Linked DNA regions of Homo sapiens: region 1 is linked to region 2. A link is an interaction called in ENCODE POLR2A ChIA-PET data of the cell type or tissue named here. Cell type or tissue: endothelial cell of umbilical vein. All regions are shown on one strand. Each heading gives the region's core, and the rest is flanking DNA. Links, peaks and the distances in the headings are about the cores only. Region 1 has its middle 81 kb from the start of LINC02742. Region 2 has its middle 140 kb from the start of LINC02742.

Region 1 (16,051 bases), core at 2,755-10,754, 64 kb before region 2:
TAGCTCATTAATAGAACTTAATTTTAGAGAAATGGGAAGCCATTGTAGGGTTTTGAGCAGAAACACAACATCACATAACATGTTTTAAAAGGAACATTCTGATGTTAAAAACAGATGGAAGAATAGCAAGGGTAGGTGTAGAAATACAAATTAGGAGGAAATCGAAGTAGCCAAAAGGTTATGGTAGCTTGGGCTGGTGAGGATACTAAAAAGTTTCTGATAATGCATATACTTTGAAGCAGAACCTGAAAGAAGAGCATCATTCTTAATCTTTGCTACTGTTACTTAAGCATTTGTGTTTTAATTTGCTACATCCTGATTTCATTGCATGGATTATTATATTATAGTAAATTCAGTGTATCACATGTGTTTATTAACTAGATTTATATCTGTTAGGAGATGACGACCTATACACTCTGCAACTATGAAATTAAGATTTGCTGAAGACAAATTAGAGTAATTAATCACATTATCATGTGTCATTCAGACAGGCAAGAACAAAACTGCAATGAAAGGAAAGATGAAATCCAGTTATGAATTTGTAATTTACGTGAAAATTTAATACCTGCTGAGCAACATTCACAATTCAAATGTAATTCAGAATCACTTTATTCCTTTAATTGGATAGTACTATATAAAGTTTTAGTAATCAGGCAAAGCTTGTTTTGAAGAAAATATTTTGTTGCTAGCAACTTTGTTGTGTTTACATCTAAAATATTGTTAGCACAGGAAACAATCATTTATGCCCTTCATAAATCTAGTAAATTGCCATATCCTATATCAATCTTTAAAATATTTTCTTTAATGATTTTCAAATATCTCTCATTTTCACCTACCCATGTGTCTAGGATGTTCCAACCAACCAAAGTACTTTTCGTTGGAATAATAAGTCCTAATACTTCTGAAACCTTCAGCTACTTCGTACATACTGCCACATTAATACTAGAAAAAGCCATTTCTTCCTCTTTGATTCTATAAAATCATATCTAATGTATAATTTCTTACTGTATAGTGCAGTAATTTGAGTCTCTACAAAGACTTTCCAAGTCATCATAAATACTTCAGAAAGAATACATCAAAACTAGCTTGAAATGCAAGGAGAAAATAATAATTTCTGAGCAACAATTTAACACAATTTTCTTTAGTTTACAAGAGAAAATATTAGAAAAAATAATGTCACTGAGAATATAAATGATAAGATAGTAAGAGCAAGTTAAAGCATATTTATTAAAATCTGTGCCTTAAAAATATAAAGGGTATCAGCAGGATAGAGAAATAGGAAGCCCCACACCTTCCTTTTTCCATGTAGGCACCTACTCAACAACTATACATGAACAAATTCCACAAATCAGCTAAGAGGCTTCTATACCTCAGGCAAACATGCAACCAGCTGCATCAAATTGGTAAGAAAATTCATGGTATTCATTTGGTATAGTCCTTCACAATGGCTCAGCACAGCATGACCAAGTGAAAATTAACAGCTCTCAACTTTTCCTTCAGTAGGGATACAGAAGCCTGGAACATACTTCCAGTATTCAGACTTTTGGGTGGGAGGCTTTCTGAGGTTTCCACCTTGCCTGACTCTTACTAGTGACAGAAAAGGGTGCCAGGTTAAGGGCCATGCAGAATAAAGGCAAAAGATTGGACTAGTGCATACTCACTGCCATAGTTCCTCCCTTCCAGCGCCACACAGAAAAAGTAGAAGAAAATTCCTAACTTCTAGCATCTCCCTTAGGAGGGAAAGAATTAGAAAATGTGTCCAACATTCTATCATTTTGGAGGGCTTCCTGAGGGACTAGTTTCTGTCTCACCTGTCTCAGGATGGGAATAGGACTTGGCATTCCCTAGATTGCTAGGGACCAAAGAGAACAAGAGAGAACTAGGTGGCTTGCTGCTGCTCCCAGAGATCTGTGGTACAACAGACAGAAGCCAATACAGCATAGCAGCCTCTCCCTCAGTGGGGAAATGTAAGAGTGGAGCTTGCATACAATCATATGAGGCCTTTTAGCTCATTGATAGAACTTACTCTTAATTTCTGTCTTGCCCACCTTGGAGCATTCATGGAGCCTAGAATAATCTGGAATTCTGGGAACTGCTAGGAACAACAACAACAACAACAACAAAAAAAAAACTGTGTGAGTTGCATCAGCTCCAGAGAACCTGCAATGAGGCAGAGAAGCAACTGAGGGAACAAGACAGAATGAGGTCCTGAGGTAAGAAACCAACAAATCATTCTAATTGGGAATTTACACATACAAACTCAGAGAAGACACATCCATAGAAAAGGTATGAGAGGCCCCCAGAATCTCAACCGGGGCTGATTGGTGAAGATCTTTCCTGTATGAAACCAGTCCATGAAGACTGGGAGAGGTGGCTGTTTTTCCAAATGCATGAATTTTAAAACAGTTAAAAACATGATCGAATTAAAGCAATAAAATGTACCTCAAGAAACCAACTGTAAATAAACAAAAGTAAATAAATTACCTGACAAATGATTAAAAATAACCATCATGAAATGCTCAATGAGCTCAGAAAAATAATGTATGAGCAAAATGAGAATAATGAGACAAACATTTTTAAAATCAAGGAGAAATCTTAGAGCTAAAGAATATAATAACTGAATTTAAAATTTCACTAGATGGTCTTAACAACAGACTTGATCAAGCAAAAGAAAGAATCAGCAAATTTAAAGGCAGGTCATTAAAAATTAACCAATCAAAGGAGCAAAAAGAAAAAATAATTTAAAAAATTAAAGCATAAAGGACTTACGGGAAACCATCAAGTGGAAAACTATATACATTATGAGAGTCAAAGAAAGGGGAAGAGAGATAAAACAGGAAATAAAAGTTATTTAAAGAAATAATGGCCCCAAATTTTACAAATCTGGAGAAGGAAATGGACTGTCATATTCAAGAATGAATGAATCCCAAATAGGATGAACCCAAAGTAGTTTACACTAAGACACATTATGATCAAATTGTCAAAGACAAAAAGGAAATTTTGAAAGGAGCAAGAGAAAAGCAACTCATCACACACAAGCGAGCCTACATTAAAATATTAGTGAATCTCTCAGCCAATACCTTGCAGGCTAGGAAATCTTGTGGGATGATATATTTAAAGTGCTGGAAGAAAAAAACTACCAAATAAGGATACTATAGTGGCAAAACTATCTTTCAAAAATGAAAGAGAAACAAAAGATTTTCTCAGAAAACAAAAGCCAAGTGAGTTCATTACCACTCAACCTGCCTTATAAGGAATGCTAAGGAGAGTCCTTCAAGTTGAAATGAAAAGATACATGAAAGCAACACAAAAGCAAACTAATATATAAAGTTCTCTGATAAAGGCAAATATATAGACAAATACAGAGTATTGTAATACAGAACCATGGTATGTAAATCTCTTAATTATCTTAAAGAAATTAAAAGACAAAAGTATAAAACTAAAACTATAAAAACATGTTAATGAATACTGAATTGTTACAGGCAGAAGGTGTCACCCCAAAATTCATATGTTGCAACCTAATCCCCAGTGTGATGGTATTTAAATGTGGGTCATCGGACGTAATTACATCATGAAGGGGGAACCCTCATGAGTGGAATTATTGTTCTTCTAAGAGGAGGCCAGAGAGCTAGCCAGCTTTCTTTCTGCCCTGTGAAGATACAGAAAAAAACATGGCCATCTTCAAACCAAGAAGATGGCTCTCATCAGAACTCAACCGTGCTTTTACCCTGATCTCAGGCTTCCAACCTCCAGAAATGTGAAAAACAAATGCTTGTTTATTAAGCCACCCAGTCTATGGTATTCTGTTGAAACAGCCCAAACTATGATAAAAATATAAAAAGATGCTCTTGCTTATATGGAGAATCTAATAAAGTTGAACTTGTAGAAGTAGAGAGTAGACAATGGTTATCAGAGGCTTGGTGCAGAGCAGGTTGGCAGTGAAGAGGAAGGAAATAGGGAAGCTGCTTATTAAAGGATATAAAGTTTTAGATAGACAAAAGGAATAGATTTGAGATTTATGGCACACCAGGGTGTCCATTGTCAATAAAATGTATAACTTATTTCAAAATAACTAAGAAAGTAAATTTCAAATCCCTCACCATAAAAAATGATAGGCAAGCAAGGTAATAGATATATTAAGTAGCTTGATTTAATCATACCAAATTATATACATGTATCAAAACAGCACATTGTACTCCATAAATACACATAGTTATAATTAGTCAATTTTTTTAAAAGGGAAAATAAAAGAAATTTAAACTTCCACAAATTCTATCTGTATATTTCAGGACATACTCTAGGAAAATAAAGGACAAAATCATTAGGTAGGAAGACATGGGACCTGGGAAACTGCAGGTTAGAAAGAACTAGAGGTTAAAAGGCTCAAAGAAGGGAGAAGCTATTTAATTCAATAGAAAATCTGATTAAACAGCTAGATAAATTTGACTAAAAGTAAGTTTGTTCATTAATAATATTATTATAATTACATCAGAATGACCTAGCTGAATTTGTTAGGCTCAAAATCTATGACTCCCAGACATTCATTTGACTCAATATACATTATTATACTTTAATATCCAAGAAATGTTGCTGCGCATCCCAAGGATAAAGAGTTAGGAAGAATCCCTATTTCCTTACGAAACTCAGCATAGAACTGGTAGTGCAGAAACTTTGGAAACAATCACAGAGACATTTGGTGTCCTCAGGGCTTTAATCTGTGGGAATATGTGGCATGAATCCATAATAAAGCAAGCACCTTTTATCAAAGGTTATCTTTCTTACAAAGGGTACCACCAGCTGAGAGAAGAGGTGGCCACACATACTTCAAGAAATTTCAGCATCAATAAGGAGGCCAGAGTGGAAGACCATACCGTTAATTCTGAACACATCTATTGAATACTCTCTGGAAATAAAAACAATAAAATCACTAAGATTTGGGATAGGGTAGTGTTTGGTTTACAACTGTCAATAGGGCAGAGTTCCTGATCAATGAGCCAGCAACCTTTAAATTATTCATAATACATTTTAAATCATATCCACAAGCTGATAGAGATAAGAAACATTCATTTTACATGAGAAAATTTATTAAAGATTACATTGCAAAAATAATTAAATGAGAAAACACACGTTTTTTTCAAGTGATGGCAAAAAAAAAAGGCCTTTGATAAAAATTAAACAGCTGTTCCTGGTTAAAACTCTCAGAAAGCTAAGAAAAGAATATTATGAATATAATACCATAATATCTAATATAATACTTCATAATGAAACACTGGAGTTGTTCCCATGGACATCAAGAGCAAGACAATAATGTGGAATATTTCCATTATTATTTGGCATTTTCCTGAAGCTTTATCTCATAATATGTTAAAACGAAAGGGGTAGAAAATTTACCATTATTTGAATAATGCAAGATTATATGCACAGAAATTCCAGGAAGATAAACGAAAATTTCTAGAATCATTAAAAGATGAGTAACAATATTTTCAGATTAACACATTTCAACATTTTCATATAAAACAATAATAATAAGTTTGAGAATATTTTAAGTTTTGAGTTGCATAGCTATAAAAAAAAATCCAGAAACACTGCAAAGAATAAATATGAAAGACCTTTATGAAGCAAGCTATAAAAATCTCTAGAGAGACAGAAAATAAGTTTACATTTAAATATGGAATGTATTTATTTCACATTTTTGGTGGGGAAACTAAACATTACAAAGTGTGAATATGGAATTTTTACCTATTTTTTAACATGCCAGTATTTTCCAATTTTTCTAAAATGAGTGGCCAAAAAATTTATAATAAAAAAGGTAACAAGTACACTGAAGGGGAAAACAGGCTGAATGAAACACAATAGTAATTAGTGGTCCATTGTGTGCTTTGCCAAAAATGAATAATGGACATAAACAATGATGCAGGAAGATCATCTAAGGGTGTTGGCGGGGGTAGATTTGAGGGGAAACAGGCTACGGTATGAAAGACCAGCAAGAATACAGCTATATGACAAGAACTATGAAAAAGAGAGAAAAAGAAATAGTGAAAAGGGGAAACACTCTTGAGGATGAACTGATGGGTTTCTATGATAATAGAATAGAGGGACTGGAAGGGAGAGGAAGCTAAGATCATCAGTACTTCATCTTGAGGGACTGCAGTATGGAGGTGGAGAAAACTGATGAGAAGGATAAAGTAGAGAAACAGGTCATGAGTTTCATTTTGGACAGAGCACACTTCAGAAGCAGCACACCATTCTCAAGTTCAGAGTATTAGCTGTGCTCCTCATGTAGATGTATAAGTTAACTAGGATGATAGTAGTATTGGAATATGAACATCAAGCAGCAAATAAATGTCTTCAAAGAGAGGACAATGAATAAGATAGTGGACAGATGATAGTGACAAGGAGGGATGGAGGGTTGTATAGTCAAATATAATGTTCAAAGAAGAAGAAGGAATTGTGATCTGTAAGACAATATGAGGGTTATGGCTTAATTTGACAAATAATACTGTTATTTCAAATATTAGAGCATTTTTCTACATAAGGAATTTAACAGAAAATATGTTATGATTCTGCATTTAAAAAGTAGTATCTGTGTAACCCTGAACAAGAGTAACTATTTCATAATTCTGCTAGATCAGAAGCTCCTTGTGGATAAGAATAATTCTATTTGATCTTCATAAAATTCCATATTCCATACCACAGTGCTGGGTTTCCCCCTGAATCTCAACAGAGAAAATCTGGCAATGTACAATGCCACATCGTTATAAAATATTTGAGTCATCACAGCAGATATGCACAAAGCTATTTAGCACAGGTGTCTCCAAAGTTGAGACACATTTGAAGAGTAAAAAGGTACCTACGGTTCTCACACTCACACTCCTGGTGTGATTTTGTGCTAATGTTAGCACACCGAGATATAACGTTAAATGTGTCATATTTCTGGGTGACTCATTAGCTGGTAGGAATTTGTTAGAGGAGAGTCAAAGCTTTCCAATATGTCTATCTTTATTTGGTAATTTCTATGTTTATATTTCCCCATTTAGAGAAAATTCCAGAGAGTTTGGAAGCATATATAAATACATATGAATAGCTTAAAGTTTTATATGCCACATATTATTTTGATATACCCCAACTGGAGAGTAGAAACTCTCTTATCTGTGTCTCTAAAATACGCACCTACCTCTGCACTTACATGATACTGCAACTATTTATATTTACATCTATCTTCCTCAATATACTGAGAGACCCTTGACACAGAAACCATGCTTCATTCATTTCTGTATTAAGGTTTACTAAAACAGTTTCTTGCACATAATAAGCATTCATTAAATGTTTCTTAACTAAATGGATGAATTAATTAACATGATTTAAAAATTAAATTCTTATGAAACAATACAAACAATTCAGTAAAAATCTCCAAGATAAGCAATACTAATTATTCCATTTACCGAAATGTGGGAGTTTGATTAAAAAGTTTTCCTGTTATGTCATAATTTTATTTTTTCTGTCTATCATATGGTTTTAATCCTAGGTTAGAAATTATTCCTGTATATTACCTTCAATTAGGAATAAGAACAATACATTTATGGTATTTATTAAATAGCTATAAATCCTGTAGGATCTCAGAATTCACAGTTCTAGATATCACTTTTAGTTGCAAAGTTTGTAAGAGATACAGACTGAAAAAATAAAGAAAATTTGAATGGCTATATGTTATGTGAGCCTAGGATGTTATAGGAGTCAATAATATCAGATTTTTGATATTTCACTTTTCTCCTAAGACTAAATGCAACTCTTCCTTTCAACACATTACCAAACAAGAAAAAACCGATACTGAATGTATAAGGTAAAAAATAATAATTTTACATTGCTCTGAATAAATTTGATATGCACAGAATGGAGGACTTGAGGTCAAAATTCAGTTCAGCTCAAAAAACATTCATTCAGCACCCACACAGGCAGGTTCTGTGCTAAGTGCTATGGTCTGTAAAGATGCAAGCCCTCTTGGAGCTAAAAGTTCACTGGGGAAATCAGACAAAAATAATTACAATAAAAGCAAATAAGTATAACACAAATGTTCCAGCTCTGTGACTATACGTGAGTTAACCTCTATGATCCTCAATTATTCTCATTTGCAAAATAATGGAAATAGAACCTGTTTCAGATCATTGTTATGAGAATTAAATAAGACAATGTATATAAAGTTCTTGGCACAGTGCATGGCATATTGAAGCCACTCAACAGTGCTATCTATTACTAGCAATTATTTTATATGATACTCAAAGAGGTGTCATAGACAAGACAGTGATTAGTTTTATTTATAGGATTATGGTTTACAGATTATATCAATCAGGGAATAATTTATGGGGAAAGTGATATAACAGTATAAAAAGAGAGCACAGAGAGCTATGTATAAACATTAATTCTTTATTTGCTAGCAGTGAGATTCTATAAACTCCCTAAGGCTCTACTTTCTGATCCGTAAAATAAAAATTACAATGTGTACCTCATCACAATGAAGATTAAATAAGACAATGTGTGGAAAATATTGCCTGACACATAACAAGCATTCAGAAAAAGGAAAGAAGGGTGGAGGGAAAGAAAAATTCTGAGAGAAAGAGAGAACTTAACAGAAAGAGAGAAAAGAAGAAAGGAAAGAAGTGGAAAAGAGAGACCAAGGGGTAAGTAATAAAACTGCTAGAGTGTTAAATCAGTTATCATTACTGTGTAACAAATTATCCCAAAACTTTGTGACTTAAAACATCTATTATTTCACAGTTTCAGTGGGTCAGGAATCCAGTTCCAGTTTAACTGGATTCAGGTTCTCTGGTTCATGTTCTCTTAGAAGGCTTCAATGTGTTGATGAAATCCATAGCCCTTGCAACGCTTGAGTAGAGAAGGATTTACTGGCATGCATATTTGTGTAGCTGTTGACAATATTCAGTTCTTCAAAAGATATTGGCCTGAAAACCTCATTTTCTGATGGCTGTTGCCTGTAAGCCACCCTTAGTTCCTTGCTAAGTGGGCTTCTCTATAGGACAGAGGGAAGAGAGAAAGAAAAAAGTCATAGACTTTTATAACCTGATTTCAGAAGTGATACCTCTCCTTTTTTTTCTGTGTTCTGTGTATTACAAGCAAGTCATTACATATTAGATCCAGCCCTTGCACAAGGGGAGAAAATTACACAAGACTTGAATACCAGGAGGCAGGGATCACTGGGGGTCATTTTAGAAGCTACCTACTGAAAGTGTTCATACCAAGGTTGACATTTATAAATATAGTGGTTAAAAGTATGGGCTTCTAACATACTGCCTGCACTCAAACCCTGGCTCTATTACTTAATAACGTTATCATTCAGAACAAGTTACTTAACCTCTCTATTCCTCAGTTTTTCACCTGCAAAGGGTAGATGAAAATAATTTCTACAACATTAGGAGTAAATAACAATATTTAACATGTAAAGTACTTATACAGTACCCCAAGTAAACCCTCAGTACATGTCAGTTATTGTTTTTGTTATCAGTGTTATTTATAAACTGTTGAAAATAGAGCCAAAATGCAGCAAGTCACAGAGTGACAGAAAACAAAAGGAGGAAAATGAGTCTATACGTTCTTGCAACACGTTTTTCCCAAGACATCTTGGTAAGACACCTTGTCTGGGTCAGGTTGGCAGTTTGAAACAATCCTTGCCTACGGTGCAGTGCATTATGTTCTGTTGCAATAGCAAGTCACCTGGCAGCCAGGAGGAAATACTTCCCCACTGCCTTGTAATTGGCAGGTAGTGAGACAAAAGATGTGTTATCATTGGCAAGGGAGAACTTTCCTGATAATTCCTCTTAGATGAGCAAGCAATTTAATCAAATATGTTGATATAGTTTGGACGTTTGTCCCTCTAAATCTCATGTTGAAATCTGATCCCCAGTGTTGAAAGTGGGGCCTACTGGGAGATATTTTGATCGTGGGGGTGGATCTATGAATGGCCTGGTGCTATTGGTGCATTACCGAGTGAGTTCTCAAACTATTAGTTCCCACCAGATCTTATTGTTAAAAAGAATCTGGCACCTTCCTCCTTCATTTCTTTCTTCTCTCTTACCATGTGACGCCTGCTCTCTACTTTCCGCCATGAGTAGAAGCTCCCTGAAGCCCTCACCAGAAACAGATGCTGGCACCAGGCTTCTTATACACCCTGCAGAATCATGAGCCAAATAAACCTCTTTTTAAAAATAAATTACCCAGCCTCAAGTATTCCTTTATAGCAACACAAATGGAATAAGACATATATAAAATCAGAAGATTGGATCTTCCCAACCCCCTCCCCCAGAATAGCAAAGCTAGAAATATGGAAGAAGCAATCCCAGTTTTTATAAATGGTAAAAGCTGTTAATTTTGCAGTGAATTTTATACATGTTTATTCACAGCAGAGAAATCGTGTTATTTCCAGCTCCTCTTTTTATTGCTAGGAAGCCTCACAGAATTACAACCAGTGAAATATTCCCCTTTTCTCTTGGGTGATAATAAATTTCCCGGTGGAAAACAAATAGTTTTGCATTCTTGCTATATAATAACTCAAATATTTGGGCATGTTGTAGTATAACATTTTTAATTGTATAATCAAGACAAGACAATGCTTTCTTTGCTTAAATATCTAGCTATAGATATGTTTTTATATGCTTACAAGGAATTATATATGTAAAGGAGACCCGTGAAATAGCCTAATGCTTTCATTTTACAGGTGAGGTATAAGAGGCTGAAGGGCTAACAAATTTGCCCAATTTATATAATTGTTGGACTCTAATAAAATAATAGCTTATGTATTTTTAATGAAAATATCAGTACTGGGTCAGGCACTCTGCCAGATCCTTCCCACTTCTAGCTCATGTAAATCACAAACCAAATATTTATGATTATACCCTTTACAAATGAAGAAACTGAGGCTAGATAATTCATTTGCTCATTGCTTTAATACTGTTGCGCTCCTTTTATATGTCACTATGTGGGACACGGGGTGAAATGTAGTGAGATGACAGACCTAGTTTCTACCTCTGAAGAGCTTAACTTAGTGTAGGGGTGTGGAGGGGAGTGCACAACAATCAAGTACAGAAACAAATATATCAATTCAAATTGTGACTGGTGAAGGGAGCAACCAGAGAGCTATGCTAAGACTAAAGGAGGAAGAGGAACCAACCTGAAACTGATGTCTCTGAAACAGTAAATCTTCAGCTGAGCCTGAAAGAGACGTAGTCCATCAGGAGAAGAGGGGAGACAGAAGACTGCAGCCATTTGTGTTGTGTCCTCCTGAACAATATTCCATGAGAGAGGACTGAAGGGACAAGGGACCTAAGAGCAGGAAAGAATCTGACTGCTCAAAGAACTGGAAGAAGCCTGCTATGGGCTGCATAACTTGCCTGAAGTCATTGGGATAAGACCCCAAGTTTGTCTTTCCCCAGCTGCCTGACTCTAACATCCATAATCTCTCCCCTTCCTTGTGCTCATAAGTAAAGTAGGTGGTAAGAAAAGGGGCCAACATGGCCATAATCCTAAACCTCTATGTGCTCATAAAACACCTTCCTTCTACAAATCTTCAGAGGTGACAGCAACCCCAGTAGAAACTTTCATCTTTAAAATTCACCATGAGGAGGCAAAGAAGACTGCAGCCATTTGTGTTGTGTCCTCCTGAACAATATTCATAACACAAAAAGGACCAAAAAGAAGGGGCTTTCTTCTACACATCTCAAAATAAGACTACACAGGAGCTAAAAACAATACCAGAGCTGCCTCCTACCCTCTCCCTGAGGCACTGCCAGTTGAAGGTAATGCTGGCTCCCCAAAATCCAAGGCTGGAACAATTGCAGTACATTTTTTTTTTCTTTTTGATAGTGCTAACTGATAGCTCTAACTATGAGAGTAGCAAATAAGTCTTATCTTGGCATTAAAGGAAAAAGAGAATTAATAGATCCTGATCACCTATTAAATGCCAAATAACATTCTAGGCCCTATGTTTATATTACCTCATTACTTCCCTCATAGCAAACTGAGTTGTAGGTGTTTTTTGAAATGTAGTTATTTGAAAAAGGCTCAGAAAAAGTAAGATTTTTAATCTCTCACAAATAAAAATTTTTAACTCATGCTTAATTTACTCCAGATTATAATTTTTGTATTTTCCCAATACAATTGCATCTTTTGAGGTAAGATAGTGGGGTAGAGTGGCAGAGTTCATAGCATGGATGGAAGAGGAAATTACTGTATATGATGGTCCACAAATAGCCTCTGGTTTAATAGTACAGTTTTGGGATACATTTACAAAAGCAGGTTAGGGACAGATTATATTCCACCTAATTGGCACACAACCGGATACATTTTGATACACTATGATCATTGGTAGGTCATTTTACCTGAGCAGCCATAGATAAAATGTAGAAAAACCCTATGCTGTAATATGGCATTTAAATGAATTTTCCTGAATTCCAATCTGTAAGCAAAGGCAGATTCAACAAATCTCTTAGGACAGCCTCTGGTGTAGGCAAACAATCTGGCTCCGAATGCAAACACCCCCATACATCCCACATTTGTGTGCTGAGTCAAAATGCTATAAGAATATAAATTCCTGCCCAGTAGACTCTGGGACTGCGTGCTTGCTTTCAGAGATGGTTTTGTGAGGTGCTGTCCCAATTCTCTTTTTCTACACTAATGGGCAGATTGCCTTACAAGTACAAATCGTATCAAAATAGACCAGAGATTTGACAGTACCTTTCATCGGCAATTTCAAATGCACTAGCTGTATGCTAAGGTAAAATAAATCAACCTGTTCTAAAAGCAGGTAAGTTGAGCTACAAGTTAACTTCTGGAAAAGGCAAGTGTAAATGAGGCCCACAGTCCTCTGAACTGAAGGAAAAAATATTCAAGGCAGAAAGGTATTACTTTTCTTTATTCCCCCAAGCAGTTCTTAAGATTTAGATTTAATTTTTTTTCTCTTTTAGCTCTCTTGCTCATTTAAAAAATGCCAGAATATGGGTGTTAGGTTTAAATATCCCTTTAAAAAGTTATATAAGAGTGGCATTACAAAAATGCCCACATGAACCTTTGCAAGTAAAAATCAATCAATCAATTAATCAATCAATCAAAACTAACATTTCTGAGCCTCTAATGGGCCAGGTACTGTGCTATAAAATCTACATATGAGCTTGGGTATAAAAATGGGACTTTCCTGTTGTATGAGCATTTTGGCTCAAGTTACACATCTGCAGACAATGAGAGATAAGTCCCACAGCATTCTGAAGGCAGCAGTCAAGGAGATATAATAGAGTTATCTGGGTGCCATAGAAAGTGCCACGCCAGCCCTTCAACCTTCAGCCTATCACCCCATCCAGTTCATATAAGGTCGGATGGAGAAGAGTTGCCAGCCTACTGGGAAACATGTCCACCTCTCTTCCCTAGTGGGAGAGAAGAGGTAGGTGGTTCTCTGCTGGCCACTAGCCAAGAGATGCAGAGGACCAAAATAAAAACTCACAGACATCGAGAATGCTTGAAAGAAGAAAAAAATGTCATATTCTTCCATGGCTGGATGCTTGATGACCTAGAGAAACCCACAGACTCAGCTCAATGTTTTCATGAGAACATAGTGTGGGGAGAAATGTCTTAGGACCTGGATATATATTCTCTAGAGTTTTATCCTGAATTGAGATTAGTATTTGCTTTTCATCAGAAAATTCTTAAGGTGGGAGGATGACAAGAGATGCCATAAAGTGTAAGACAATAGGAAAGAGTAGCAAATAGAATAATTTTTCCTGTTCATGTTTGGAAAAGATGGTGTATTAGTCCATATTCACACTGCTATAAAGAAATAATGAAACCGGGTAATTTATAAAGAAAACAGTTTAACTGACTCACAGTTCCACATAGCTGAGGAGGCTTCAGGAGACTTATAATCATGTTGGAAGGAAAAGCAGGCACCTTCTTCATGAGGCAGCAGGAGAGAGAGTGTGAGTGTGCAGGAGGAACTCTCAAGCACTTATAAAACCATCAGATCCATCAGAGCTCATGAGAACTCACTATCATGAGAACAGCATGGGGGAACCATCCCCATAATCCAATCACCTCCCACCACATCCCTCCCTTGACACATGGGGGTTATGGGAATTACAGTTTGAGATGAGATTTGGGTGGGGACACAGAGCCAAACCATATCAGATGGAGTCTCTTTGGGCCAAGTAGATTCCATAAGACATAAGCAGATAACCAGCTTGAGGCATATTATTGAGACTACCCAAGGTATAAGGGTACAATAAGTACCTCGGGGTAAACTACTAGGACAAGATTCAACAGGCCAGGTGTAAAATGCCTTTGTGTTATCAACTGTCCAGTGTGAAAATCTATGATGGGTATTCAACCAAACCACATATTTGTGCCTTACGAAAACATGAACATTTGAACATTTGCCAAAACAGAGGAAATGACAGATAATACGAGCCAAAATAGAACTTCAAACAGGGCAAGGTAAATAGAAACCACTTTCATCCCTTTCCTCTTCTCTTCCTTAACGCTGAAGGAGCTTGAAGGGTGAGGAAAGAGGGGAGATGGAGGAAAAAAGGATACTAAAAGGAGAAACCATGCTGTCTTCCCAATATAGGTGGAATATATTTGAGACTGAAGTTTCAAGTTTACAATTGAAGTCATGAAAAACATAACTACCTGAAACTGAATGTTTATGGCAAAAATGGAATTACTCTTGTTAAAATAATCTAAAGCTGTAGATTCATCACTAGGTATTATTAGAGTAAGCGAAGTCCAACAGAGCATGTCTGAAGGGGGTAGAAAAATAAAATAGTTTCCTCATTGAACCACCCTATGTTTAGCCTACTAAATAAATTAGTTGCATGTCATCTTTTTTTTTTTTTTTTTTTTTTTTGAGAGGGAGTCTCACTCTGTCACCCAGGCTGGAGTGCAGTGGCGCAAGCTCCGCTCACTGAAAGCTCCGCCTCCTGGCTTCACCCCATTCTCCTGCCTCAGCCTCCTGAGTAGCTGGGACTACAGGAGCCCACCACCATGCCTGGCTAATTTTTTGTATTCTGTTTTTAGTAGAGACGGGGTTTCACCGTGTTAGCCAGGACAGTCTCGATCTCCTGACTTCGTGACCCACCCGCCTCGTCCTCCCAAAGTGCTGGGATTACAGGTGTGAGCCACCGCACCCAGCAGTTGCATGTTGTCTTATTGTAAATTTATGACATCCCAACTGAATAGGATTGAGAGCAATAAAACCATTCGAGGTCACATGCATTGTCATGGTTGCTCTAGAATTCACACTAAGATCTATCAGATTTCCGAGTCTTGTCTCTTCCTTTTACACAGGAGAATCCATAAAGGGGAATATGAGGTTAAACCTGGAATATCTAGAACTTAAGTTTATATGAGTGAGTGGTTAAGTTATTTATTTGGAGAAGCAAGAAAAATCAAAATGAGATTATGTATCACATCAAAGCATTAAGACTTAATTTTGTCCTCATCTTATTCCCTTTTATTCCTTCAAATAAAACAGGAATGGGATTCAACAGGTGGCCTAGGAATGGGGACAGGAATGGAAAAGGAACATAAGTGGCAGAGGGTGGGGTGACATTCCAGGAGGAACAAACAGCAAGAGCAAAAGACACATGCAGGTCTCCATCTCCACTTGCTCTTCCTTCTGGCTGAGGTGCCACCCACACAACCCCACCCATCACATCCAAAGTTTGTATTTACAGTGAAGATTTGTTGATCTCTCTAGCTAAAGTTAGGGTCCATCTCTGATTTAATAGTTCATAGTAATTTACTTTATACCACATTGTGTTTCTTTAATATGATATGTCCTTCTCTGTCTCCCCTTCAGATCCTGTTTAAAGAATAATGACTATGTGTTACATTCATTTTTGAATAGTCTGTACCTAGCAGAGTATCTGATACACAGTAGACTTGTCAAATACGATAATGAATGGATAGGGGCAGTGAGGAGGGAGAATGAGGGCATAAATTTAAAATTGAGGCAGTCAAATTCACCTATGAGAAGCAAAATCTCCTTTACAAAAGA
Region 2 (16,051 bases), core at 3,955-11,954:
TAGCCCAGAGTTTGTCTAGAAATATAACCCAGCAGCTAGGGCCTGGAATGAGTGTCTCAGGAGTACGCCTAGTGTCCTATCCTGCTGTGGCTGAGCTGGTATGCAAATTCCAAGATGAAGTCCTCTTTACTGTCCCCTCTCCTCTTCTTAAGAGGAAGGAAGGCAGGTAGAGCTGTGAAGTACCTCCCAGAACTGTGAGGTACACTGCCTGGGGTTGGGAGAGAGGTGCCACAAGTATTTCCTTGGTCACCCTAGCTGGTGTTTCACTAGGTCACATGCCACCCATGTCCACTGGCTCTAGGTCCAGCATAGCACTAGGACTTACCTAGGAATTGTAGTCCTTCTGGTCTAACCTGCCTTTTAAGTTTATTTAGGACCCCAGAGCACTTTAGCCTGCAGAGACTAGACTTGTCAGAACTTAGGTTCCAACCCCTGGAAATGGCAATTTTCCTCTGGTTGTTCTAAATGCTCCCTCCTTGGGTGCCAGGTGAGTTCTTCCCCATGCTGCTTTCTGTTGTGACAAGGCAGCACTGAGTTTCAATACAAAGTGTTACAATCACTGAGCTCTCCCTCTCCCAAATGCACAGAATCTCTCTCTGCACCACATGGTGCTGCTAGGGGATGGGGGAAGGGTGGTGTCAATTCAAGACTGTCTTTCCTACTCTCTTCAGTGCATCATTTAGTTATATAAAGTTAAAACCAGGTACTGATTGCTCATCTGATTTTGGATTCTTATGAAGGTACTTTTTTGTGTGGATGGTTGTTCAGTTTGGTGTTCCTGTGGAAGGACAATCAGTGGAAGCTTCTATTTGACCATCTTGCTCTGCCCCCAGAATTTACCTTAATGCTTCACTCATGAATGCCTAGGCTTTCTCCAGCATTCACTTCAAAATTATTTCAGCCTCTACCCACTACCCAGTTCCAAAGCTACATTTGCATTTCTAGCTATTTGTAACATCCCTATTTCTCTACTACCATTTTTCTGCCTTAATCCATTTTTTGCTTCTCTACCAGAATACCACAGACAAGGTAATTTATAATGAGCAGAAGTTTGTTTCTAACAGTTCTCACAGGCTAGGAAGTCCCACATCAACGTGCCAGCATCTGGTGAAGGCCTTCTGCTGTCTTATAACATGGAGGAAATAATTACATTGTAGAAGGGCAAAGAGGGCAACAGAGAAATCAAGAGGTGCAAACCCACTCCTGCATTGATGACATTAGTTTATTCCTAAGAGTGGAGCCCTCATGACCTAAGCACCTCTTAAAAGTTCTACCTCAATACTTTCACAGTGGCAATTAAATTTCAAATTTTGGAGGGGCCAAACATTTAAACCACAGCAGGTGGCTATACCTGTGTAAGATAAAATAGACTTTCAGTCAAAAACTCACAAGGAAGATTATATGATAAAGGCTTCAATACATCAATAGGATATAGTAATGATAAATATATTTGCACTCAACATCAGTGTACCTAAATATATAAAGCAAATATTAACATAAAAGGGAGAAACAGACAGCAATATAACAGGTTTCTTCAATAACCCAGTTTTAATTACAGAGAGATCATCCATATGAAAATCAATAAAGACACACTGGATTTGAACTATACTTCAGACAAAATGGACCTAACAGACACGTGCAGAGCATACCATCTAAGAGCAGAACAAACTTTCTCAAGTGCACACAGAACATTCTCTAGAATATATCATATGATAATCCACAAAACCAGTCTTAATAAATTTTAGAAGACTGAAGTCATCTCAAGTATCTTTTCCAACCACATTGGTATGCTCATTGGTATTGGTATACCAGATATTATCAGGAGAAAAACTGGAAAATTTACAAATATGTGAAAAATAAACTATGGAACAATCAATGGATCAAAGAAGAAATAAAATATAAAACCAATTCCTTTTTGGCATTGTTATAATTGCAGGAGCTAATGAAATAGAATGATTGCCTATAGGACAGTTGGTTGGGGAGAAGGTGATTCTGCACTTTGGCTCTGTCTGCAAGATCCTTCCAGGGCAGCTCATATTCTCATAATTCCCATATAAGCACTGGAGAGGCTTAATGATGATAAAAGACTGATTTGGGTTGTATGCAGTTAAGGATACCTATAAGCAAACATCCCACTGGGAGGTTACAAATCATGTTGAAAGCCAAGTTTGTCCCCATTGACTTCTGAAAAAAAAATTAGGGACAAGGAAAATTGATTCTGTCCTACTACATCAGGCACAGTCAAGATTCTTGCTTGATTTTTTAACAAGGTTTTCCTAGATATTGAAAAGAAAGCACACAGTGCTAAAACCCGGGTTTTAAGTCTCTTTTCAGCAACAGGCAGAAACAGTTATTTTTTTCACAGATCCTATCATCTTATTACAATCAGCTGTGGTCCATTTCATTCCAATCTCAGATGTCTCATTCTTTTTTGCCTGTTGTCCCTCTGACAAAGCAAAAGGGATTCCAAGTTACTAATTACAAGTTACAATTTGCATTATCCACTGTTAACAGAATATCTTTCACCTGGTGCTGTTTTCTATTGTTACAGCCAGTCCCAACTGGAAAGGAGTTTGGAAAATATATTTCTGTGAGATACCTCTGCTTCCTGCTGCCCCTATTTCAGAAGTCAATGGATTTTACAAGACCTTGTTCAAAGTTAACCAGTGGATGTTCCAATACATGCTCAGTATACTCATTGTGGAGGAAACAATTTGGAGGAAAAAAAGTGTGAAGAGAACTTGAATTATCCAGAATAAATGCATTCACAAACCCTACTGACTTATAAAGAAAACATTGCATATTATATGTCACTTCCAAAAGATGTTGGACCAAAAGTTATGAAACTTTTTTGTGTGAGTCTTGTTATTGATCAATTGAATTTTTCAAGCAAAAAGAATTCTTACCAGTAATTCCTCAAAACCAACTGCCATAGGCACTACTGTGACCTTACTCTCACTTTTGCAGGGAACACTGGTTCTACATTGAGTCTGGGTATTTTAACTTTAAAGAATGCAGCATCAATATTACTATATGTCTAGTCATAAAACTAGCACTTTCTGTCAACTTCTCCATAGTTCCTAATATGTAATAATTGGCATCATAATCCCAGACTTAAGATTTCAGAACTGCATAAGCAGCATATTTGCACGCCCCAAAGGATGATCACATTACTGAAACATGATAAAACCAAAAGCATTTTTGTAAATGCAAATATAATATATAATTTAGGCACTATCTCTCCAACCATAGATTACTATGCTTTGTTTTGTCATTTTTCCCAAACATGTCTTTAGCCAATGTTCCACCAGAAAACCATTTCTAAAGCACAAAGAGAAACAGAGAAGTATGACATATATAGTTTGTGTGTGTGTGTGTGTGTGTGTGTGTGTGTGTGTGTGTATAAACTAAGTAGCTAACTTTTAAAAGGGATCAATTTAAACAGTTACAACATAAAAATTCTGGAAAGAACTCTGCATGTGAGGACAACAATTTCCAGGGAAAAAAGACTAATGTATTAGAAATAGCCTGAGGACAGAGGAGAGATGGCATTAATCAACCGGACCTGGGACACAGGATAAGATACAGCTTGGAATGTTAGGATCTATGCAAAATATCTCAAACAAATGACTTTATAAACTCTATAAATAAGTTTAGCTTCCTCTGAGAAAGGTATTGGGTAGCTTAAGTATTATGGAGGCTCTTTTCCTCTCTTTGAGACAATCTTCGTCTTTTGCCTTTTTTACTCTTCAATGCCACACTAAATTCATGTGGCAAATTAACCCTGAAAAAGCTGAGAAATTACTTTTCTGCAATCATTTGGAATAACTGAAGTTATGAAGCTTTCACTGCATAAAGTGCTTTGGCCTGTATCATTGCTTGTCCTGAAAAAGAACTCCAATATATAGTGTGTTTGTTTAAAATAATAATGCCATAAACTGAAATAATGAAAACCCAAAAGTCCAGTTTTATTTTAAATAAAAAATATGGAAAAGGCATCACTAGTTTTTTCCAGTACATCTAAGGATGCATTCTATTGATTGCCAATCAGTGGGAAGACCCAAAAAGTTTCTAAAGATTATCTCTGTACCATGCCTATGAGGGTAAGCAAACCCATCCTGCTTGAATAATATGGAGACAAAAAGGAACAACTGGAGCTATAAAATTTACCTCCAGACTTAGTGTCTTAAAACAACAAAGATTTATTATTTCTTATTCTTTTGAGAGTTAATTGTGCAGTTCATAGTGAGCCAGCTAAGATGGGCCTGAATGATGTTGGAAGGCCTCACTAACATGGCTAGTGATGGACTGGATGCTAGCTAGAGTGAGAGAGAAAATCTTGCCATGTGTCTTTCATTATCCAGAAGGCTAGCTCAGCCCAATCCACATGGTGGTGGTCTCAGTGTTTCCAAGAACAGCAAGAAGAAAAGCCCCATAATGCAAACACGTTTTAAGGGTCTGCTTGCATCACGTTTGCTAACAATCCTTTGACCAAACTAAGACAGATGGCCAACCCATATCCAAGGAGTAGAGAAATAAACCCCATATCTACCTTTAAAGGAGAAACTGCAAAGATGAATTGTTAACGGGCATGCATACATGAATGAGAAGAATTCGTGGTCCTTTTTGTACTCTACTGCAAGTATCACAGAGGTAGGATGGCCTTTGAAACTAAGTTTGTTCCAGGTCCTCTACGGAAAGCTAGTGTCCAAAAATTGTCTAAATGAAAATTTTTTTGTGATTTGTTGATGCCAGAATTTCCCTTGAAACAGATATATATTTCCCTAGCATGGTTCAAGGCTATACTACAGGTTTTTCCCATTCCAAAACCTTGATGTGTGGATAAACACAAACACAGCCCACCTGGAAGAAAGTGGAATCTACTGGGTAGAGAAAAGACGCTGCTTGCCATTGGAGGCTAGTAATTCCTGGGTATCATTATTCTGTCTGTTGTCACTTGTCCTAAGTTGCAAATCAATACAGTCTGAGTAGCTCAAGAGGTTAAAAAAAATCTAAATACAAAATATTTCATGTTGTGATTTTCTTCTAATTCTGTCTTGAAGCCTCTTTCTATCCCTGCTCTGTTAGAACTCCAGCAAAGGTGGTCTTGGATGTTTACGGTATGCTTTCACGGGATGATTCTTTATCCAGGCAGACAGCCTAATGGTTAAGTGCCCACCCCATGACCAGGTGTGCCTCTCACAGAAAACTTGTTTATACTGGCAGATGTTCTGTGGCTCTTTTCTGGCCTGTATCCAGTTTATTTCTACCAAGATAGCCACTTTGTAGGAGAGCCCTGACCAAAAGGAGTGTTACGTTTGAGCATGTTGGTCAGGTGAGACACAGAGGAGGCAGAACAACAAAACACATGACATAACAGAAGCATTTGATTACTTACAAATCCACAAGAAAAAAGGATGTTCACAACAGCCAACAGGAAGCGCAGAGATAGCAAGCGTTCTCAACCAGCAGGAGAGAAGTAGGAGAGAGAGGACTAGGCTTTTATTAAGCTTCATGAGCATTATCTGTTTTGCTTTTCCTCAGGGGTTTTGAATTGACTGGTTTAAAGGAAACACATGCGAAGGGGGAAAGTTACTTATATGAGTCAGGTGTTAACCATTAGGTTTATTGTGGTCAGCGGCTTTGGGATTTGTTGGGTTTTGGGTCAGTGAAATGAACAGAGGGCTATATTGCAAAGAACCACACAGAGAGGAAAAGTTTTAACTAGGCCAAAGGTGATGGAGTATAATTGAATTTCAAATACCTATGTCTGGCATAAAAATGGATCCCGAGGCAGCAACTGTATTAAACAAATTGATGTAACTCATTACTCGAATTAGTAAATAAAAAAGGTAATAAATATATGTATCTGAACAAAATAGCTGAACCTGTAATTAAGTTTAATAACATATACTAGTAAATTCTAGGGTAGATTTTTGAGCCATTTTAGATCTTGCATTCTACAAACTTTAAAAGACTACTTAAATAGTGATTCTTCTACCATTAACAAAATAATTCATGGTGAATGGCAATTTGTTTACAGTAATAATATATTTATTTACCATCAGCAATATAATATATAGTTTTAAACCTCAGACCAATGTCCTATCTTTCTTTTGTTCAAAGAATCATCTTTATGGTCTTAAGGCAGAGGATAAACAGCACATTCCATAATGGAGTAAAGTTTTCCTTCAACATCTCAACATTCATAATGAAAGCTAGTCAAGTTTGAAAATATTTTCTTTCACTTCAATCAGACATTACTGGATTAGCTACTTTATGAGTCTATTCCTGCCTGGTCTAGGTTCTTTCTAATTTTCTAAAATAATTTAACTAACAATACTTCTTAGTCCTGGAACTTCAAAGAACATTGACACTCTAAAGAAATGTAATTAACCTCTAGTTCAGAGATGTTTGTGGGATTTTATCTTATTTATCAGCTCTAATAATTTGGTAGTTGCTGCCAGAGTACTATATTGAGAATGATTCTGAGGTTATATCTGGTCTCAGGATGGAAGAATACAATGATCAATTAGTAATGTCTGGCATAGGAAAAAGAGGGATGGCAATGTAATTGCCACTTACTTCCCATCCCTACCATAAGTCAAATTTGTCATTTTAGACTGAGAAAAAAAAAAAAAACAAACAAAAACAGGCTTATCCAAGGTCTCACAGCTATTGAATGATAATGTTTAGTCTAAAAACCCACCATGACTTCGAAACAATATTTTTTGGGGAATAGACATTTGTCACTTTCCAACTTACCATCATCCACTTCCCAATATTTTTATTAGTCCTTTACTGTGTGCCAATGTGGTTGGAAGATGATTTCTAGTTCTTGATTCCTTTTGCTATTCCTTTCTCAACCACAGCAGCTGGGACCTTCCTCTACCTGGCTATACCACAGAACAGGCCAATAAGCTAGGCTTTGCTGATAAGGTGTTTGTTCTGGAACTCTGAATCTTAAGTAATGCAAAGAATGAGGAAATGGGGGAGGGAGGGTTGTTAGATGATCCCATAGCCAGAGTTCATGGATCAGAAAGTTGTTGCAGCATGATTTTGACTACATTTCCTGCTATCTTGATTTACAACTCTTGGTTTTCTAAACCTTAGACTACCAAGTTAATTGTCACTTCTGGGAAACTGATGTCTTTCCAATGCATCTCCTTTTTCTTAAGGCCAGAGATAGGTTCTGTTGCTTCAAACCAGAGATCTTGACTGATAATTTGTTTAGCTCCACAGTCATGAGCAAATGTTAGTGATGCAATGTTTTTCTCAGCCAAATTATACACTTATATTTTCAACCCACAAAAACTGAGTAAAACATTTTTCATTGAAAAATATAAAAGATTCTCCTGTGCCGAAATCATCAATGTTTGACATCAGAAAGTAGTAGGCTGAAGGGTATAAAATGATAAATACCAGTCATCATTTTGTCATTTGATAAAAACATCTACAGTCATGTTATTTCAGACAGTAGACCAGCACAATTATACCATGATATTGGGCCTCTTTTTTTTTTTTTTTTTTTTTTTTTGAGATGTAGTTTCGCTCATGTTGCCCAGGCTGGAGTGCAATGGTGCGATCTTGGCTCACTGCAACCTTGGCTCACCACAATCTCTGCCTCCTGGGTTCAAGTGATTCTCCTGCCTTAGCCTCCCGAGTAGCTGGGATTACAGGCATATGCCATCACGCCTGGCTAATTTTGTATTTTTAGTAGAGACAGGGTTTCTCCATGTTGGTCAGGCTGGTCTTGAACTCCCAAGCTCAGGTGATCTGCCCACTTCGGCCTCCCAAAGTGCTGGGATTACAGGCGTGAGCCACCGTGCCCAGCTGATATTGGTCCTCTTAACATATTTCAAATGTCATCAACATTATCTTATTCTTTCAATGGCAATCATGAAAAAGCAAAAATTAAATAGCTGAAATTACACAAAGACTTGGCTTTATGGATTAAATAAGAACTGACTGGGGAAAATTCCCTCACTTTCTCTGCTCTGTGTTCAGAATATATAATATCTGCTGACGCTAGGTAGTAAAAATATATATATATTTCTAAGATTAAAGTCTGGTTTACAGACATTTTGTTCACATAAGCTGTAACAAACTAGTAAAAAGTCTTACTACAAAAGTCTCCAGTAAAATACATTGGCAAATCTACTCCTAAGCCGTGGTTTACTTATCTGCTGTCAAGAAGAAAAGGTAAGTAGATATGCTGTATGAGAACCTTATAATGTATTTCCATCATACTGATATCACTTTGAGGCTATTCCATAGGGTATATATCACTCTTCTTGACTATTTACATTAAGACTCCATTTAACATTTTTTTCTTTTAGCCTTTCTGTCTTCATTAATGAAAAACGCTACATTAAGAAATTTCTGCTTGCTTTTCCTTCTTGTTTCATATAGAGACCCATGTGTAATCTGCAAAGTAGTCTGAAAAGAATGGCACAAGCAGTCAAAATATTTACATATTTCTCTGTAAAATATTTCATATAAAGATTTAACAGGCGTAAGTAAGCTATGACAAGCATGCTCACTTATCTGAAGAAAAATACTTTGAGCTGATTTTCTGGCACTGAAAGGAAAGCTGGCTAAGTGACATCTTCCTTTATGGAATGCAATGATTAAACCAATGAGTTGTGCTTTACCTTCTCCAGGAAGGTCAGTATGATATGGAGCTGCTTTCAGTGATGCCCAACATATTGCACTTGAACTTACAGAACCTGTCACTAATATCGGTAAGTAAAAGCAAGGCTTAATGTTGAGGTTAAAACAAAAATGAAAGGAATAGAGACCAAAAACAAAATAAAACTGTATGAGAATGTAAATATTATATGAATAATTTCATACAAAAACTGGGAAAACAGTGAGTGCTCCAATATTAAGAACTATCTCAGGTTTAAAGATGAGAAATGGAGTATCTCAAAACCAGGTTTTATCTATAGACTAAATACATTTTTCTCTCCTCCTAAATTGTAAGAAGAAAATAACTGGAGAATATTGCTGTGATCTCTTACAAGTTCTTTCTTCCAGCTTTGGAAGAAAGAGAAAAATAAACAGAAAATTCATTTATCTCGAAAGATAAGTATCCAAGTTCAGAAATCCCTGTTTGCTTCACAGAGGAACAAGCTCTAATCTCACAAGCTATGGAGAAGTCCCATAGATTCTCCTATATTGAAGTCATCAACATCTCACATCAGAGAGTAGTAGGTTGAAGAGTGTAAAATTATGAACACTGGCACATCGGGAAGACCACATTCCAGCCCAAATTTCTCACCCATCACAATGACCTGAACTTAACCTCTACTACTTGCCACTTTTCCTTACTTGGCAATTGAAGAAAATTCCTTTCCCTTGACATAATTACAGAAATGGAATGAGTAAGAAGTTTATAGCCTATGAATAGTATTGGTCCTACTTTGGACAAGAGGGATAACTTGGAATAAGGTTGGATCCTTACTGTGTAGCAAAAAGGCTGGCTACCACAAACTCCCCAAAAAGATTACCATAATATTGTACAGTGCCTATTGGTGAGAGGCCTCCTTGTTAGCAGCTCTGAGCATAACATTCACTCTAACCTATCTTAAATTGCACAGTTTGTAAATGCATAGGCAATAAGTCTTGTCTAACAGGATTTCAATAGCCTTGCAAATTCTACCTTTGGAAAATATTCAAACCAATAATTGTCATTCATATTCTTTACCACCTTCTACTCATCTGCACAGAACAAGAAGCCAAGCTGGGCCTCTTAGAAGACTCGGTTCTGGTTGTTCAGCTTCTGTGATTTGATTCCCTACCAGTGACAGACAGGATGGGCAAGTGAGGCAGGGCTTCCATCCTAACTTAAAGGCTCAGCATTTAAAGGGTGACAATCTGCTCATTCCAATATGTCTCTCAAAGGAGTTAGTAGTAGTTGTCAATGTTTGTTTTCAGTATGATGTTTTTCAAGGCACTTTTAAAACCAGATGGAATTGGCACCAACTTTAAAAAATTCAAATGGGGTTTTCCCTGAATTTAGAAATATCTGGTAATTTTTTTATTTTTATTTATTTATTTATTTATTTTTTGAGACAGAGTCTCTCTCTGTCATCCAGGCTGGAGTGCAATGGTGCGATCTCAGCTCACTGCAACCTCCGCCTCTTGGGTTCAAGTGATTCTCCTGCCTCAGCCTCCTGAGTAGCTGGGACTACAGGCACGTGCCACCACACCCCGGCTAATTTGTTTGTGTGTTTTCAGTAGAGATGGGGTTTCACCATGTTAGCCTGACGGTCTCAATCTCCTGACCTCATGATCCACCCGGCTCGGCCTCCCAAAGTGCTGGGATTACAGGCGTGAGCCACGGCGCTCAGCCTAAAATGTTATTTTTTAAAATAAAATAGGAAGTTAAAAAGCACTGTGTACTCTTACATTCTGCCCCAGAAATAATGGGATGGATGAATAATGGGTTGGATGAAGATTGGGCTGAAAAGAGATTTCACCTTTGGGAGGCATCTCAATACTTCATTTGAACAAGGTAAAATATTTTTCATGAAAATAACCTATGTATCAACCTGAAAGCCGGTATGTATATGGAATCAATTTAAAAGATGGAGTATAGAGTTTGAAGTCAGGATGGTCAGGGGGCTAATCGCAACTTAAACAAGTGACAGCTGTATTAATTATCTGAGCCTCTTTCTTATCAATCAGCGGGACTAGTAATAGTATATGCTGCATGAGTTGTTTGTAGATATTAAATGTGATGTCAAATATAAAGTGCCTACTTGATATTTTTGATAAGGCACTTAAAAATACATGTTTTATTTTATAGCTTAATGACAGCTAAAGAGGCAAATAAATATTGTATATGAGTCTTTGCCACAGCTGCATACCTACCTTTCAATTCCCTGAATCCTTAGGCTTCATTCACTTTATCTCACCTGGATTACTGTCCTCCTGGTGGTAGGATCATTTATTCTTTTGTCATTTACTGACAGTCCTCTGTGTACCAGGCACTGTGCTATGGTCTCAGAGGGCAAAAAGTGCCATACATTCTGTACTCTCTGTCTTCAAGGAGCTACGCTTCAGGTGGTGGTGAGGTAAGCAGTGGCTTCTGATAGCTTTTACAATACATACAATGATGTGTCATGATAGAGGTGTGTAGAAGCTGCTAAACTGCCTTCTTTGGGGCTGGGGGAGATAGTCAACTTCATGATGAAAACTTCTGCTGAGCTGAATGTGATTTCAGAATTAATAGCACAAAGGACAGCAATATTCAAAGACAGAGACTCCTGCAAGAACAAGGTGTTCAGTTTGGTTGGAATGCAAGAAAGGTTTCATAAAGTAGTAGTAAGTGAATGGGGAGGGGTGTCATCTTCTGAAATTACTAACTTACAAAGATAGAATAAACTTGACTGACTGAAATAAAAGCAATCATATCAGCAGTCATTGCATATTATTTGTTATGTGTCAGGACACTTTTCCATATTAACTCATTCAATGCTTAGAAACACCCTATGATGTAAATATCATGACTGTATTATCATCATTTCACACATTAAAAAAAAAAAAAACCTGAGGTACATAAAGGTTTAGCTGTTTGCCCAAGGATATCCCACTAGTAAGTAGCAGAGCTGAGATTCAAACTGAGTCAGTCTAGGTCCTGAGCTGGAGTCTCATCACAACCATATTCTGCCTCTTTTGTTTTTGCATTATTAGTTACAGAAGCTTGTATCCCAAAAGATAAATGATGAGAGCCCATGGCATATGACTGGCCTCCAGCTACAGTGGCCTTATCAGCATTACACTGACAGACTGCCACTGGAGATCTTTCTATGAGCACCGCAGATGCATACACTTACAAAATGGGAAACATTCTTACCTCAAAAGGCTCTGAGGACCCAAAGTCATACATAAGCCTTTAGCCTGAGACATGCTAAAGATTAGTTGTAAATTTCTTTCCTTTCCTTTATTCTCTCTTCCTTTTTTACTTCTTTTTTCTTTCTTCTTTTCCTTCCTTCCTTCCCTTCTTCCCTCTGTTCCTCCCTCCCTCCCTGTCTCCCTATCTTCCGTCTTTCCTTCTTCTTATTCCGTCTTCTGAATTACTACCTAGTAACTCTTCTACTTCCCTGAATGACCTTTTGTGATTGTACCCCATAATAAAGCTTTAGTGACAAGAGACAGCTAGAAAAAATCCACTAATGCTGATAATTGTTGGTGATCATTCACAGGATTACTAGATGAGTTAGGAAAAGTTACTAGATGAGTTAGGAAAAGTTGTTAGATGAGTTAAGACCCAATCTCAGAATCATGGTCAACATTGAGCTATATCCATTTATAGTTTCCACTATTAAAAAATCTCCTTTGGGAGGCCAAGGCAGGCAGATCACGAGGTCAGGAGATCGAGACCATCCTGGCTAACACAGTGAAACCCCATCTCTACCAAAAATACAAAAAATTAGCCAGGCGTGGTGGTGGGCACCTGTAGTCCCAGCTACTGGGGAGGCTGAGGCAGGCAAATGGCGTGAACCTGGGAGACAGAGCTTGCAGTGAGCCGAGATCGCGCCACTGCACTCCAGCCTGGGCGACAAAGCAAGACTCCATCTCAAAAAACAAACAAACAAACAAACAAAACTCAGGCTGTCAAGGTATCAGTTATTTGTAATATAATATCCCCATACTACCACTCAAGGCAACTGTTGGGTAACTAATGTAATAAAATTATTATTCAAGAAAGACTTTCAACAGTGTTATCATTGTAAAATATCAGGATTGAAAGTCATCAAGAAAGAAATGCATTTCCAAAACTTGGCTTGAATTTCCTCTAGAATAGACCAACTAAGTAGCAGGTCTGAGATAGAAAAACCAACCAAACAAAAAAAAAATCAGTCTTAGAGGTCCTCTCTTTATCTTAAATTTACATATACAGTTTAAGCAGGGATGGTGAAATGGCAGGGGGCTTGGGGGGAGCACTCTTTATGCTATGCCATTCTCCTAATTTCATACATATTTATTTATTAAAATTATACATATATATTATATCTGCATTTTCATTTATACACATGCTAGCAAGAATTTTCAAAAATTCTTTATAAATTTGAAACCATCTCGTTTCCAACAGAAGTCCAATTTACCTATTTTTCGACATCCTGTTCATTTGCTACTTGTCTTATGAATGAAAGTATGAAGCAAATAGTAATGTATTCATGTGCCATCTCCTCAAGTGTATAAAGGTTAAGGAAAATTGATTACAAACAAATGATATCTATGACAAAAGCAGAGGAGTAAGGTAACCAGCCCCCCAAATTAATCAGCATATAAATTAATCTTGCTTCCAAACAAAAAGTAGGACAGGAAGCATTGTCATCAATAATCTACTATGCCAAGACATTCTCCAGGATGAATACTAATGAATATAAACAAATAGTAGCTGGAAGAGAAATATAAATTCTTAAAACATTAAGAGGAAAAAGTATGAAAATTTTCTAATCTGTAAACCACACATATTTTATGTATCCTACTATCAACAACAGTGCTAGCTCAGTAATTGATTACCATTTACAGAGCACCTACTGGGTGTCCCACACTATGCAAAGACCTTTCCATATGTTACCTTTAGTTTTCACATTCACCTTTTACGATTTTCACAACTGGGCCTCAGAGAGTTTATGTGACTTACTTACCAAGCTGTAACAATATACCTAAATCTCTCCATTTTCAAAAGCTAGATGCTTTCCACAATCTAGAGAAAGACTGAAAATACTTTTTCAAAAGCAAATAATTTTAATGATATACTCTGTGTTTCTACAGTTCTGATGTGCATTGACTAATTGCTACTTTTGGTTTATTTTAGAAGTTATACAGTTTTTATAGAAAGTATTACATTTTCTTTTGACTACTTAATTTTTGATCTGTTCTAGAAATGACCTTCCATAAAGATCTGGATGAATGAAGGACAGAGATGATCTGAGGTAAAGACTGTTTCTGAGGATAAACTTTCCTAAGGGAGGAAGATTCTTTGATGATGATTTTGCCCTATCTTACTTCACAGTGTTTGCCACAGTCCTCTAGTTTTTCCTCTCTAATTGCCCCTCAATTCTCTTCTCTATCAAGGACAGAAACATATAGAAATCCTATATTTTCAAACCCAACCAACCTACATGATTATGAAGTGTTCTGAGGAGAAAAAGAGCCATGCATGGCTAATAATTCTTAAATAGACTGTTATGCATTAAGGATGAGTAGAAAATTAGCAAAGATTTTAAATGTTGACAATAAAATTGCATATGCTGTGACAGATGAAAGAAAATAAATAAATATTTGTGTGACTGTGAATAAGGGTTTCCTCTCAATTAGTTAAGTCACACTTTGCAAAAAATCAGGTTGCAAGTCTTTTTCTTTTTTTCTGTTTTTGTTTTTTGTTTTTTGTTTTTTGTTTTGAGACGGAGTCTCACTCAGTTGCCCAGGCTGGAGTGCAATGGCACGATCTCTGCTCACTGCAAGCTCCACCTCCCGGGTTCACGCTGTTCGCCTGCCTCAGCTTCCCGAATAGCTGGGACTACAGGCGCCCGCCACCACGCCCGACTAATTTTTTGTATTTTTAGTAGAGACGGGATTTCACCGTGTTAGCCAGGATGGCCTCAATCTCCTGACCTCATGATCCGCCTGCCTCGGCCTCCCAAAGCGCTGGGATTACAGGCGTGAGCCACTGCGCCCTGCTGCAAGTCTTTTTAAAATATCCTTGAATAATACCTGAAAACACTGTGTTTAGTAGCTAAAAACAAATAACCTACATTTCCAACATGACACATTATCTATCCATGTAATACTATACTGCGCAGCCACCGGTGTGTGACTGCTATAGAACAATGTCAAGAAAGAAATCTCCATGGGCCGGGCGCAGTGGTTCACGCCTGTAATCCCAGCACTTTGGGAGACCGATGTGGGCAGATCACTTGAGGTCAGGAGCTGGAGACCAGCCTGGCCAAAATGGTGAAAGCCTGCCTCTACTAAAAATACAAAAATTAGCCAGGCATGGTGGCAGATGCCTGTAATCCCAGCTACTTGGGAAGCAGAGACAGGAGAATCTCTTGAACCTGGGGCAGAGGTGGCAGTGAGCCAATATGGTGCCACTGCACTCCAGCCTGGACTACAGAGTGAGACACTGTCTCAAAAAAAAAAAGATATCTCCATTACATTGTTAATTGAAAAAAAAGTGATTATAATATTATGAACCCATTCAAAATAGTGTATTAAAAAACATACATTTTTCCATAAGGAGAACATTATTTTTATAAATTTTGGATGGACGTATTGTCTCGACAGTTTTTTTTAAGTTAGAATGTATTAAATTTACATGGTTAAGGGGAAAAATTAACATATAATTATAATAAAATATACCCAAGACATTCTATAAAATTCAGTAGCCATTCTTAATACAAACTCTATTCTAAGACATGAAAACTAATTATCAAATGTGATGGAAAATGTTTCTGTTGTAAAACAGGCAATGAACATTATATTAACTACTGAAATACCAAGACCATTCTCATTAAAATGAGACAAAATACTGAAATGACTACCATCCCTACAATTTTTCAGCATTGTGTTGTAGTTTCTAGCCAATACAATAAGAAAACCAACTAGCTATATAATTATGGGAAACAAGAAAACAAGTTTATCTCTATTTGCATACAATTTAACAGTCCAGATAAACTCTATAAAATATATAATAAATAAGAGAAAATCCTGATAAGGTTAACTAGATTTTTAAAAACTATTTATATACTTTTTCTTTATTCTAGCAACCCATTGAAATGTATGTATCTCAAATATAAAATATGTATAGGTTTATGTAATACTAATACCCTGCTGACAATAGTGATAAAATTATTATGTATCTTGTAATAAAATGTTTAAAAGTTATTACATATTTTAAATCAACATAACCTGAATAAAAAGCTAAATGGTATCTTACAGTATTATTGAGTCATAAGACAATGTCATATAAATACATTCCTCAAATTAATACATATATTTAATGAGATTCCACTCAGAATTCAAAGATTTT

What was found. ChIA-PET counts read pairs that join two places held together with the same protein. Peaks named below come from ENCODE experiments on the same cell type or tissue, not always from the same donor. Only the 100,000 strongest peaks of a DNase experiment are listed, where the experiment ranks them.
Region 1: POLR2A ChIA-PET joins it to region 2 with 11 read pairs; 8 of 35 experiments call an interaction of 5 or more read pairs at or near these places.

What each region holds. Positions count from the first base shown.
Region 1 is chr11:28,813,616-28,829,666 of GRCh38, reverse strand. No RefSeq gene overlaps it. Among named protein-coding and RNA genes, the nearest start is that of LINC02742, 81 kb to the left of the region's middle. In endothelial cell of umbilical vein, for the core only: no CTCF peak of the experiment used is centred there; no DNase peak of the experiment used is centred there.
Region 2 is chr11:28,750,432-28,766,482 of GRCh38, reverse strand. No RefSeq gene overlaps it. Among named protein-coding and RNA genes, the nearest start is that of LINC02742, 140 kb to the left of the region's middle. RefSeq lists an enhancer at 1-145. In endothelial cell of umbilical vein, for the core only: no CTCF peak of the experiment used is centred there; DNase peaks (open chromatin) are centred at 7,012, 8,602 and 9,272; H3K27ac peaks cover 3,785 bases.